Regions from separate parts of the Homo sapiens genome. Here all the other regions are linked to region 1. A link is a contact called in ENCODE Hi-C or POLR2A ChIA-PET data. All regions are on one chromosome and are shown on one strand. The core of a region is the stretch at or near the end of the contact, and the rest is flanking DNA. Distances in the headings are between cores, read along the strand shown.

Region 1 (4,102 bases), core at 1,115-3,614:
TCATGCCTGGGACGCACCCACAGGGACAGAGCAGATCCCACAGGGCAGCAGTGAGTGGTGAGTGTCCCCTTAGCCCAGGCTTCCTCATTCTCCCAGCTCCAACAGCACCTCCAGGGCCTGCAGGGGGCAGTTCTAGGCAGCTTCTGGGTTCCCCTCCAGCTGCAGGCTCTCCGGGGTACCCGAGTATGAGCTGGAGGAGGTGCCTGCTCAGCCTGGGGAGGCCTCTATCTTGATGCGTACCCACTAGCCCAGGTGGTGAGCAGCTGGGCCCGGGGAAAGCACAGCTGCCCATGTTGGCTCCAGCAGCCAGAGAGGCTGTGCACCCCTGCACACTTTACAAGGCCTTTCCCCACATACGCATTATTTCTTGAGGTCTGTAGCTCCTGGTGAGGGGCCCCAGGTTCCCGATGGGCACCTGAGAGGCCCAGGCTCTGAGGCAGGGAGCAGTCTGCCCAAGGTCACAGTGCCCTCGATGTACCAGGATTTCTTGGAAAACGGAAGGCTGGAGGCACTGATTTCCAAGGCCCCTCCTGGGGCTCCCGGCAGCCGAGGGCAGATGCCCTGCTCTTGGAGCCAGAAACCTTGGCTAGCTGCCGCCACACTGGTGACCTCCAGCAGGCTATGCTGTTTCAGAGCCTCGGTCTCCTCCTTTGAAGAGCAGGCCCAGTGATCCTTGGCTGGTGTGCCCCATGCTTGTTGGCACCACCAGCCAGGCCTGGGCGGGAAAAGCCCTGCATGACTCATGGGCCTGACATAGAGGGGCATGGCATGGCATTGTTCTTCCTTGCCTCCAAGCCTCTCTCCCACTGCCCTCACCACCTCTACCTACCCTGCCACCACCACCCTGGGAACTTGGGTGCCAGCAAACCAAAGAGGTGAAGCTTCCAGGCCTTTGACCCCACCAGGAACGGCTACCCTCTCGCCCACTCAACAGGTTGATTGAACACCTACTATGTGCTAGGTAGGCCTTGTGCTAGGAGATGCATCAGTGCATAAAAATCCCTGCTTTCATTGGCAGGGAACAGACATAAACAAACAAGATCATGCCAGTCTTGATTATACCAAAAAGATGAAATGGGGCATTTTAATAAAGTAACTTGCGGAATAGATAAGGTGGTTGGGGAAGACCTCCTGGAGCTGAGACCTCGATGATGAGAAGGAGCTGGGGAAAGAGGCTTCTAGAAGGAGGAAAGGGCTAGTGCAAATGCTCTGAGGTTGTAATCAGCTTAGTATTTGGGGATGAGCCAAGAGGCCAGGGAAGGTGGAGGCTGGGGGTGGGTGAAGGGAATGGGGGTGATGAGGCTGCAGAGGTGCAAAGGGTTCTTCCTTCCCAGCCCCCAGCATGGTAGGCTGCGCTGAGGACTGAGGCCCGGGCTTGGCTTCCCTCCTGCTTATGATGGGAAGGTGGGGGAGCAGGGGAGTGGGGAGTGATGTGATCTGATTTATGGTTTGGAAGGATTGCTTTGGCTGCGGCAAGCAGCCGGGATTGGAGGGGCTCAGGAGGAAGGAGGGGGAGGGCGAGACTGCAGTGGTCCAGGCTGAAATGAGGTGGCTTGCTGAATGCTCAGAGCTCCTTGAGCACACAACCTAGCGTCTGTCGATTTCACCTCCTGGAGAAACCTTCCCTGACTGCTCCGCCAGACTCCTCACCCTCTCCCATCTCCAGCCCCCTCATCCCCGGAGCTATCTGGCTGCTGGTCTGCAAGCAGCTGGAGTCCCCAGCATCACCCAGCCCACAGCCTGGCCTGCAGGAGGCTTCTAGTAAAGTGGCCAATTAATCCCCGAGCCCCGTCTTCCAGGGTCATGCACACAGTCACACGCGTGCTCTTCACATGTGTCACCCTGCCCCCACACACACTCACTTGGATCTCCAGACAAGGGCTTGGAGGGTAGGATGGGCAATCTAGGGGGCAGGAGGGGCCCTGGAGTCTCCTCCATTGAGTGTGCAGGCGATGGTGGCCACAGGGTAATAACAACCTCAGCGAGACCCTGAGGTCTGCCCCTCCTTAGGAATGGCCAGGCAGGGAAGAAGGGAGCAGTGCTCGGTCCCAGCATCCCACCACTGCCGAGATGGTTCTGAGCGGGTTCCTGGGCTGAGGCCGGGGCCTGTGTTTTCCAAGATTCCTTGGAGAGCCAGCTCCATCCTCTTCCTGATTATCTGATCTTTGGGCTACAGCAGAAGGAAAGAGCAGGGCGGAAGCGAGCTCTGGAAAGTGGAAAGAGGAGGGTGTGCGAGGAGACCCAAGGCGGGATCTAGGCTTTGGAACGTTGGAGGTTTCCGGCCACAGAGGCAGGGCCTCCGGGGAGCCAAGAGGGGCGGGGAGAGACACACACAGAGAAGCAGAGGAGACCAACGGACCGGACAGAGACGAGGAGAGGAACAGGAAGAGAGAAGCTGGGAGAATCGGGAACCTGGGGGCTAGTGACCTGCACACAGGGCAGGGGCACTCGGCAGTTCCCAGAGGCCACCCCTCCCACCCCAGACATCCAGACATCTGGAACTTTGGGTGCCAAGAGTCCAGCTTAATGCAGGCAGCCTGGCTTTTGGGGGCTTTGGTGGTCCCCCAGCTCTTGGGCTTTGGCCATGGGGCTCGGGGAGCAGAGAGGGAGTGGGAGGGAGGCTGGGGAGGTGCCCAGGAGGAGGAGCGGGAGAGGGAGGCCCTGATGCTGAAGGTGAGCTCTGGAGTGTCAGGGAGCTATGGGTGGTGAACTGTGGGTCTGGGAGGGGGTATTGCAAGGTTAGGGAAATGGACAATGAGGAGCGATTGGGATAGTCTCAGAGGAGTGGGAGGGTGATGGGCTCAGAGACAGGACTCAGGCAGCAGAGAATGAGTTATGAGTTGGAAAGGGGTGAATGGGGCATCTTGGTGGCAGGCTGGGGCTCACCACCCCTCCCCTGCCCCAGCATCTGCAGGAAGCCCTAGGACTGCCTGCTGGGAGGGGGGATGAGAATCCTGCCGGAACTGTTGAGGGAAAAGAGGACTGGGAGATGGAGGAGGACCAGGGGGAGGAAGAGGAGGAGGAAGCAACGCCAACCCCATCCTCCGGCCCCAGCCCCTCTCCCACCCCTGAGGACATCGTCACTTACATCCGTGAGTAACCAGAAGCCCTCACCCCCAAACTCCTAGGCCGCCGCGGTCACTTTCGCAAAAATGAAGGGTCGGTTCACTGCCAAGTGGCCTTTCAGTTGTCCATTGCCCAGCCCAGAGCCCCCACACCCCTAGGAGCCCCAGGTCCACGGCCATGCCTCCTAAAGGCCTGGGCCACTCGACCCTACCTTCCAGGAGTCCGGGGTGCCCCCCCCACCGCCACCCCGCCCTCAGGAGCCCTAGATCCCAGTTCTCCAGGTCCTCAGGCCCCCCGCTGCATCTCCAGGCTCCCCCTCCAGCATGATCCCTGTCTGTCCGCAGTGGGCCGCCTGGCCGGCCTGGACGCAGGCCTGCACCAGCTGCACGTCCGTCTGCACGCGTTGGACACCCGCGTGGTCGAGCTGACCCAGGGGCTGCGGCAGCTGCGGAACGCGGCAGGCGACACCCGCGATGCCGTGCAAGCCCTGCAGGAGGCGCAGGGTCGCGCCGAGCGCGAGCACGGCCGCTTGGAGGGTGAGTCCGCGGCGCGCGGGGTGGAAAAAAATGAGACTATCTGGGCCAGGAATGGGACTGGTTGAGAAGGTGACCCTAGGTGTCCGGGGCGGGAGAGTTCGGGAGAGCTGCTGTGTGCTAGCGGACGGGGTTAGAGAGCTGGGAGGCTGAATGCAGGGAGCGGGTGGGCACTCCAGACCCGCGCGGACCCGACTGGGGCAGCACCACGCCCCCTACAGTCCAGCTCCCACCGCCTGGCCCCGCCCCTGGCGGACCAGACTCTCCACCTCCTGGCTCCCGCGGTTCTGACCACGCCTCCTCCCAGCCCTCCCCATGAGTTCCTGGCCCCGCCTCCCTCCACCCCCGGATGTTTTGTCCTCGCCCCCTTCCAGACTCTGAATGCATGACCCCGCCTCCTTCTCTACCCGGCCCCGCCCACAGGCTGCCTGAAGGGGCTGCGCCTGGGCCACAAGTGCTTCCTGCTCTCGCGCGACTTCGAAGCTCAGGCGGCGGCGCAGGCG
Region 2 (4,102 bases), core at 674-3,173, 1.5 Mb after region 1:
TGGTGGCTCATGCCTGTAAATTCCAGCTACTCCGGAGGCTGAGGCAGAAGAATCGCTTGAACCCGAGAGGTGGAGGTTGCAGTGAGCAGAGATTGAGCCACTGCACTTCAGCCGGGGCAACAAGAGCGAAACTCCGCCTCAAAAAAAAGGCCGGGTGCGGTGGCTCACACCTGTAATCCCAGCACTTTGGGAAGCCAAGGCAGGCAGATCACCCTGAGGTCAGGAGTTTGAGACCAGCCTGGCCCAAAGTGGTGAAACCCCGTCTCTACTAAAAATACAAAAATTAACCGGGCGTTGTGGTAGGCGCCTGTAATCCCAGGTACTCTGGAGGCTGAGACAGGATAATTGTTTGAACCCAGGAGACAGAGGCTGTAGTATGCCGAGATCGGGCCCCTGCATTCTAGCCTGGGCAACAGAGCGAGACTCCGTCTCAAAAAAAAAAAAAGAAAAAGAAAAAGAAGAAAAAAGAAATAGATGCTGTGGGTATTCAGATCTGTCAGAGTGCTAGCTCAGCCTAGCCCTTCAAGTAGCAGAATAAAGGAGGAAAGAGCATCCCAGGCCTTCCCATCCCCATTCAACTCCCTCAGTTAGAGTGGTCCTAAGATTGCGGTGGGGGGGTAGGGCTGTGTTGAAGAGGTTAAAAACAGAGATTAGTCAGATCCAATCCTGCTCCCACTCTATGGAGGAAACAAATTCGAATACATAGTCACAGCCCAGGCTCTGGGATTGAGAGACAGAGAGAGAGATTGGATTGGAGAGAGAGAGAGAGAGAGATGGGATTGGAGAGACAGAGAGATAGATGGGACTGGAGAGACAGAGAGAGGGGTTCTGTGGCTCTGGAAGCCTAGAGAACAGAGCCTGAAGACAGAGAGGAAAGGGAGTAAAGGGGAGGCATTTATGCAGAGATCTCAGAAGTGAATATGAAAGGCACCCCTAGCAGAACGCACAGCTTGGGCAAGGAGGCTTGCTGGCATGAAAACGCAAGAAGTGCTCAGGCAGCTGTAATTCTCCAGGACATCAGATAAAAGGTAAAAAACAGATGGGAGACGCGCCTAGACAGGGTATTGAATACCAGCCCGAGGGGCTTGGGTTTCATCCAAACAGCAAGGCAACTGAGCTCAACACAGTGAGACTCGGTCTCCACAAACATTTTTTTAAAAATTGGCCGGGCCTAGCGGCGCGCGCCGATAGTCCCAGCTATTTCTGCAGGCTGAGGCGAGAGGATCATTTGAGCTCGGGGAGGTCCAGGCGGCAGTGAGCCAAGATCCTGCCACTGCACTACAGTCTGGGCAACAGAGCGAGACCCTGTCTTTAAAAAAGTAAAAAAAAAAAAAAAAAAAAAAGAAAGAAAAAGAAAAAAGAGAGAAGGGCAAGTCGCTCCCTTCTCTGGGCCTTGGCATAAATCAAGCACAAATCAAAGTCTCACTCCCTCCTCCTGCCGCGCAACGGCGCGGAGAGCCAGCCAGCCAGCCAGCGGAACCACGGCCTGGTAACCCAAAACCTGCACACCCTCCAGCTCCCCACAGGACGTCACGTATTACCACCGACGCACGCGCAGAAGCCTTCCCGGGGACTCAAGAAAGGGCAGGCTTAGCCTCCTCCCCATGTCGCCCCTCATTGGCTAGAAACTACTGCTCGTCTCGGTCGTTGTTAGCAGCGACCAGGGCGGGTACAATCTTGGTCGCTAGGACACGGCTAACTTCCGCTTTCTTCCCCCTCTCCTAGGCTCAAACTAGTCAAATCTTGTTCACTCGACCAATGGCAAATCGGAAGTGGGCGGGACTTCACAAGTCCGGACCAAAGAAACGCGAGCTTAGCCCTGGGTAGCGCGGCCAATGGCCGTGGAGCAGCCCCTGTAAACTGGCTCGGGCGCCCCCACGCCCGCCCTTCCTTCTTCTCCCAGCATTGCCCCCCCCACGTTTCAGCACAGCGCTGGCCGCAGTCTGACAGGAAAGGGACGGAGCCAAGATGGCGGCGGCCGACGGCGACGACTCGCTGTACCCCATCGCGGTGCTCATAGACGAACTCCGCAATGAGGACGTTCAGGTCCGGAGGCTACGGGGGACTTGGGGAAGACGCGGAGGGGTACCTGGGGGCACGGGCGGCCCTCGCGGAGAAGACTCAGCGTTCGCTGGGAGTGGCGGAAGGGGGCGACGGCCAATCAGCGTGCGTCTCTTATCTCCCCGGTTGCCCGGACTCCTTGAGACGGCGCTCCCGATTGGGTGTCGGCCCAGTGGAGGGCGGGGGCCAGCGCTAGCCTCGAGGGTCCCGGGCCTGCCCTGTGCGCGCGGCGGTCCGCGGTCCTGGGAGGTTGTGGCCAGGGCTGGGGTCTGCGGACTGGGTCTGGGAGAGAGGAGGACTCCGTGATTGGCGGCGGCCTCTGAATGGCCTCTTGGGGATGTGGGGCGCGCATGACTTGCTCCAAGTAGGGGAGGGCCGCCGGGTGGGTCGGGACCTGGGAAGGTTTTTTTGTTTTCTGGGTTTCGACTGCTGGGCCAAGTGGGGACCGAGAGGCGAAGGCCTGCCATCCTAATTCCTGCTCTTCCTCCGCCTCTCATTTTGGTTTAGGTGTCCTAAGAGGACGGGGACGCAAAAACACCCCCCCACCAAAGGTGGGGACTAGCCAAGTTTAGGAGCGAATTAGGTTGTAGAAACCCGCCTCCCCATCTCCCCGGATCCTCCCATTGACCAGGATAGGGGTTGAGGGATTTGCTAAGCAGATGAACATTTATTTATTTCTTTTTTTTGAGACAGTCTCTGTGTCGCCCAGGCTGGGGCTGGGGAGCAGTGGCGCGATCTCGGCTCAGTGCAACCTCTGCATACCGGGTTCAAACCATCCTCGCCCCTCAGCTCCCTAATTAGCTGCGATTACCGGCGCGAGCCACCACGCCCGACTAATTTTTGTATTTTTAGCAGAGACGGGGTTTCACCATGTTGGCCAGGCTTGGTCGGGAACTCTTGACCTCAAGCGATCCACCCGCCTCGGCCTCCCAAAGTGTTGGAATTACAGGCGTGAGCCACCGCGCCCAGCCCGGATGAACATTCCTGGTTATGGGATGAGGTGACCCAAGGCTCTGAGCCGGGCTGGTGTGGGATTGAGAACAGTTAGAACTGCAAGTCCACCTCCCACCTGCTGTGTGACCTTGTGCAAATTACTTCACCGCTTTGGGTCTCTGTGTTCCATAAAATATGGGCTAATTGTAGTCCTGGTCTTGCTGGAGGGACTTGTGAGGGACTGAACGAATTATGACACAAATAAAAAGTAGAATGGTGTCAGGCCTGTTGTAAGGGCTCGATAAATATTAGCTGTAATTATTGGGAGTGGTGATTAAAGAGGTCCCATCCTCCCTTTAGGTCTGTTTTCCCATTTATAAAATTGGACAAGGTGCACTGGGTAACCTGCCAAACGTGGGTCTCGCCTCCTAGGTTCCTGGTATATCACTGTTTCTGGTGGCATACAGGTTGTGGTTGTATTCCCGGCCCTTCCACTTGTTACTGATTGACAAGGGCAAGTTAGTTAATCTCTCTAGGCCTGTTTCCTCTTCTCTTTAATGGGGTTAATTACCTAGTTCATAGGGCGGTTGTATGAATTCTTTTGTTCAGTAAATATATGCCATGTATGAGATATGATGCTGGGGATATAGTGGAGACACCAGTTGCTATACAGGATCCAGATGTGAAACAGGTCAGCAGAGCTGAATAGATGAGTGTTTGAAAAGTGATGGGAAGGAAACAAATAGGATGTAGTGGTAGCGAATCCATATTGAATTGGGCCTCTATTCTGTGCAGGGCGCTGTTCTAAGCACTGGTATATAGCAGGAACAAGACAGAAAAAACTCTAGGCCTTGGGGAGTTTATTTTGTAGTGAGGAGAGACAGACAATAAACAGAGTATACTGGGGATAAGCATTAGGGAGACAAATAAAAATAAGAGAGATGGGGTATATATAGGGCATGCAGTTTTAAAGTGTGGTCAGGGGAGGCCTTGTTGAGATCCTGTTTGAGAACACGCCTGAAAGCAGAGGGCACAGCAAGTACAAAGTGGGGTGGGGCAGATCCATTTTAAGAAGGCCAATCAGGCAAGGCCCCTCTGAGGATGCAGA
Region 3 (4,102 bases), core at 810-3,309, 1.1 Mb before region 1:
GACCCGGGGGGGCGGGCTACGCTAATGAGGCTACTGCATAATCATGAGCTCTGGCAAGGAGGGCTCGCGTCTCCGGACACTTAAGGAGGGGGACGGGCCAAAGAAAGGGAGGAGCTATGTTAATAAGGGAAAGGGAACGGCGTTCGCTGCGAAGGGGAATTCCGAATGAGGCGGGGCTATGCTAATGAGAGACCTGTGCTTTGCCCTGAGCGGCGCCACGCGCTCTCAGCGGGAGGGCGGTCTGTGGGCGTGGCTATGCTAATAAGAATTTATTCTTTCAGCAGACGGGGCGGAAAGTTCCTCAGGGGAGGGGCTATGCAAATAAGGACCCCTGTGACACTGCTGCTTGGGGCATCGTCTCCGAGGCCTTAGTATGGTAGGCGGAGCTCGTCGACTCGCGCGCGCGGCCGTATATAGGGCGCTCCGAGGAAGCAGCAGGTTTTGAGGAGTAGCTCCACCTCCCTCCTGGGATCCTAGCCAAGCTTTCGACCCCGGCGTCTGGGTTAGAAGCTAGAGTCTCCGCCCGCTAAGGGACCCAGGCTTCCGGTTCCCGCTGTCCCAGCCAAGCGGAAGACAGACTGGGAGGAGAGTGGGGCCCTAGAGGGGGACAGCAGGGTAACGGGGCAGGGAGGGGCCGTGAGATCACTGCATTCCTAATCCATGAGCCAGCTCGCCCAAGTAGGGATGCCTGGGTCATGAAGAGCCTGGGGCCAGGATTTCTGGGTCTTGAAGGAGAAGGAAGCAGAGGGCCCAGACTCCTGGGTCCTTAGGAGAAAATGGGGCTGGAGATGTGGACTCCTGGGTCCTGGGGAGGAGGGTGTCAGGGAGGAAGGTAGACAGGTTCCTTCGTACTAGGTTCGGTAAAGGAGGGAGCCGGGGGCCTGGACTCTTAGGTCCAGGAATTGGAGAGGCTGGGGACCCAGGATTCTGGATCCGAGCGAGGGCACTGGCTTGGGGGGACCCGAATTCGTATGTGAGAGCTTGAGACCAGGACTAGTCTGGGAGACCGACTCTTGGATCCGAGGAAGGAAGAATCAGACTCCTGAGTCGGAGGGAGGAGGGAAATAGGAGTCTGGACACTGCTCTGAGTGAGAGGATTCGGAATTCAGACTTCTCTGTACTGAACGAGGCGGCTATGGGGTCGGGCTTCTAGGTTCTAAGTTTATTTTTATTTGTTTATTTTTGAGACGGAGTTTCCGTCTTGTAGCCCATGCTGGAGTGCAATGGCGCGATCTTGGCCCACTGCAACCTCCGCTTCCCGGGTTCAAGCGATTCTCCTACCTCAGCCTCCCGAGTAGCTGGGATTACAGGCGTTAGCCACCACGCCAGGCTAATTTTTGTATTTTTAGTAGAGACTGGGTTTCACCATGTTGGTCAGGCTGGTCTTGAACTCCTGATATCAGATGATCCGCCTGCTTCGGCCTCCCAAAGTGCTGGGATTACAGACGTGAGCCACCGCGCCTGGCCTATTTTTATTTTTTTAGAGGCGGGGTCTCCCTATATTGCCTAGGCTGGCTTCTAACTTCTAGGCTCAAGCCATCCTTCCGCCTCAGTCTCCCGAGTGGGACTACGGTGTGCGCCACTGCATCCCGTCTGGTTCTAAATTTAGGGGGGCCTAGAGGATCTGGATTCTGAGAGCCCCAGAATGTGGGCAGCACAACATCCAGCAAGTCGTGCTCACTCCGCCGGACTACAATTCCCTTGCGTCTGTTCTGCCTGGCGCCTCTTACGTCACCTCCTGTTCCGCCACCCTTTCCGCGCGCGCGCAGGGCACTGTGGGGCGTCATCGCGGGCTACCGCGGCCCCGCCCACTTCACCTCTCACCCCATTAGCTGTCCCCGCGCGACAGAGGCGGTGCGCGGACTACGCCTCCCGGCGTGCATCGCGCGGACCCCGCCCCATGTGTCCCATTGGCTTCTGGGAAACCGAGTGCGGTTGCCTTCCCGCCGGCCTTCACGTCGCCGTGCTCGGTACTTGAAATCCCGGCAAGCTCGGCGGCGCTTTAGCTCCGCCTCTCTCCTCCTTTGCTCACGAACCCCGCCCCAGCCCGCCCCGCCCCGCGCCGGGGCCGGAGCCGCAGCCCGAGCGGCGGGGTAAGATGGCGGCGGCAGTCCGGGCCGCGGGGCTCGGGCCTATTGGGGTGGGCGGGGCGGAGTTGGGTCGCTAGTTGTCCCGGGGTCCTCCCCACAAGCCACGGGTCCTAGAGGGCTTCTCGGGGCGGTCTCGGGCCCGGCAGCTGCGGCGAAACCTGGCGCCGAGAGGGGGGCCTTCTCAGGGCCCCGGGACGCATCCGTGGGTTCCTGGGGGCGTCTATGGGGCGTCTCCGAGAGGACTTGGGGCGTCTCTGGGCCTAGACCGAGCCTAAGGCCTGCCCTCCATCACACAGCTGGCCTGGATCGTGTCTGTAGACACTGTAGATTGTCTTTTTGGGCTGACCGGAGGCTAGGGTCTGGTTAGAGGGTTCTGGGGCCATCTTGAGATCTTGAGATATGTCCCAGGGGTGAAGGAGGGTCTGCAAGACCTGAAGAGTATCTTCAGAGCCATCTAGAGGCCTGGGGTATGTCTTTTAGGGCTGGAAAGTGTCTGCATGGGCTGGCCTGAGGATGCAACTGGTCTGCATAAGTCTGGGGCCATTTATCAGGCCTAGAAGGAGTGTTCAAGGGCTAAGAAGTCATTTAGGGCCCCCTAGGGGGTTGGGTTATGCCCACCAGGGAAGGGCGCCAAATATTGAGATGTACTGAGGGTCTGGGGTCTCCAAGGTATGGGTAGTGTCTAATAATGGGTGACAGGAGGCTGGGGGCAGTTAGAAGGACCTGGAACCATCTAGATGGCTTTAATGTGACTGCAGGAATGCAGTTTTGATGCCTGGAGCAAATTCGAATGCCTTTGGGGTCAGAGCAGCTTGTGGCGAATAATAATACGGAAAGAGAATGAGGAAATTTTGCCCAGCTTAGATATACTTGCCCTTCAGACAGTAATTCAAATGAAAAATGTTTTAAGATTCTGCATTACCCTGGGGGTTATTGAGAGAGTTAGAATTAATCTACATTAGTCTGGAAGAGTCTGGAGGGTCATCTAGACCCACTATTACAGTGCTTTTCAAGGGGAAACCTGGGCCATGTTGACCGTGATCTGCATTAAGATACATTTTTTCATTGAGACCTGGTACAGACAGTCATAATGTATTTAACATTATATAACATAATGTATTAACATTAACTCACCTTCCACGAATTGACATTTCCACTTACTACTTGTGCTGTGCTGTGAAGAACTATTTTGTTCTATTTACTTTTTAAAACAAGCTATTTGTGAAGCACTAAACTGGTATATGACCCTGTTGTTGGGGAAACCACTGATCCAGATAGGACCTAGCAGTATCTGCAGAGCATTCTTCTGTTCAGAAGATCTCAGTAGCTGAGGGTGTGTCTGCGAAGCCTGGTGCTTTCTAAATGAGCAAGCAAGCATCTTTGTATACTGCAGAGGGTTTGGGGATCCCTCAGCCTGTAGTCAGCAGATGTTGATTAAGCTTCTGATATGTGACAGTCACTGTTGTAGGTAGCATGTGCTTCCCCGGGAGGTGCTGGAGAGCAGTTCCAGGGCCAGGAACTGGGGCTGAGCTTATTGAGTATTGGTGAAAGAGGCTGGGATGTAATAGACTATCAGGGTTGGGTGTGTCTTAGGAAGTTAGGAATTAGGTGGAGCTGGGAGGCTGAATATGGAGGCTTGGCATGGTTTGAAAATCTATATGGGATCTAGAACAGGACCAGGGCCTTGTCTTTGCAGGCATGCTGTGGGGGAAGCGAGGAGACAGATGTAGGGGAAACCTGGGCGTTAAGGGCTAATAGTGTCATTCCTCTTCATCCGTATTGAGCACTTGAGGTGCTCTAAATGTGTGGCAGAAGTCAGGCTTTGAGTATTCACAGCCATTCTCTGAGATAGATGCTCCTATTTCGTGCATTTACAATTAAGCATACTGAGTTGTGGGTTAGGGATTTTGAAGCTTTCTAGGAATTTTGAGATTGGATATTGTCTTATGAGTAGCAGATTTGACAGTCATGGGGAAGCTTACAGCTGAAATATTCATATTTTTCTGAAGCCC

Evidence for each region. A loop is a pair of places that touch in the nucleus more often than their neighbours do. ChIA-PET counts read pairs that join two places held with the same protein, here RNA polymerase II (POLR2A). Pooled maps may share reads with other maps.
Region 2: a pooled map shows a loop between it and region 1 (4-fold over the local background). The contact joins the promoter of PPP2R1A here to the promoter of CLEC11A in region 1. A Hi-C loop is called at or near these places in 1 of 50 pooled maps. POLR2A ChIA-PET finds 5 or more read pairs at or near these places in 3 of 52 experiments (HepG2, activated CD4-positive, alpha-beta T cell and naive thymus-derived CD8-positive, alpha-beta T cell).
Region 3: a pooled map shows a loop between it and region 1 (22-fold over the local background). The contact joins the promoter of SCAF1 here to the promoter of CLEC11A in region 1. A Hi-C loop is called at or near these places in 5 of 50 pooled maps. POLR2A ChIA-PET finds 5 or more read pairs at or near these places in 2 of 52 experiments (activated CD4-positive, alpha-beta T cell and activated T-cell).

Annotation. Positions count from the first base shown.
Region 1 is chr19:50,721,000-50,725,101 of GRCh38, forward strand. CLEC11A (C-type lectin domain containing 11A) reads left to right here and starts at 2,365. Exons shown (of 4, transcript NM_002975.3): 1 at 2,365-2,673; 2 at 2,906-3,092; 3 at 3,411-3,602; 4 at 4,023-4,102. The coding sequence starts at 2,527. RefSeq lists silencers at 3,714-3,833, 3,874-3,933.
Region 2 is chr19:52,188,129-52,192,230 of GRCh38, forward strand. PPP2R1A (protein phosphatase 2 scaffold subunit Aalpha) reads left to right here and starts at 1,924. Exons shown (of 15, transcript NM_014225.6): 1 at 1,924-2,046. The coding sequence starts at 1,969. RefSeq lists enhancers at 514-1,481, 1,130-1,259, 1,290-1,339, 1,350-1,569, 1,482-2,449 and 2 more.
Region 3 is chr19:49,640,150-49,644,251 of GRCh38, forward strand. SCAF1 (SR-related CTD associated factor 1) reads left to right here and starts at 2,060. Exons shown (of 11, transcript NM_021228.3): 1 at 2,060-2,093. RefSeq lists silencers at 1-120, 1,981-2,270 and enhancers at 1-510, 511-1,180, 1,181-1,850, 1,391-1,490, 1,601-1,950.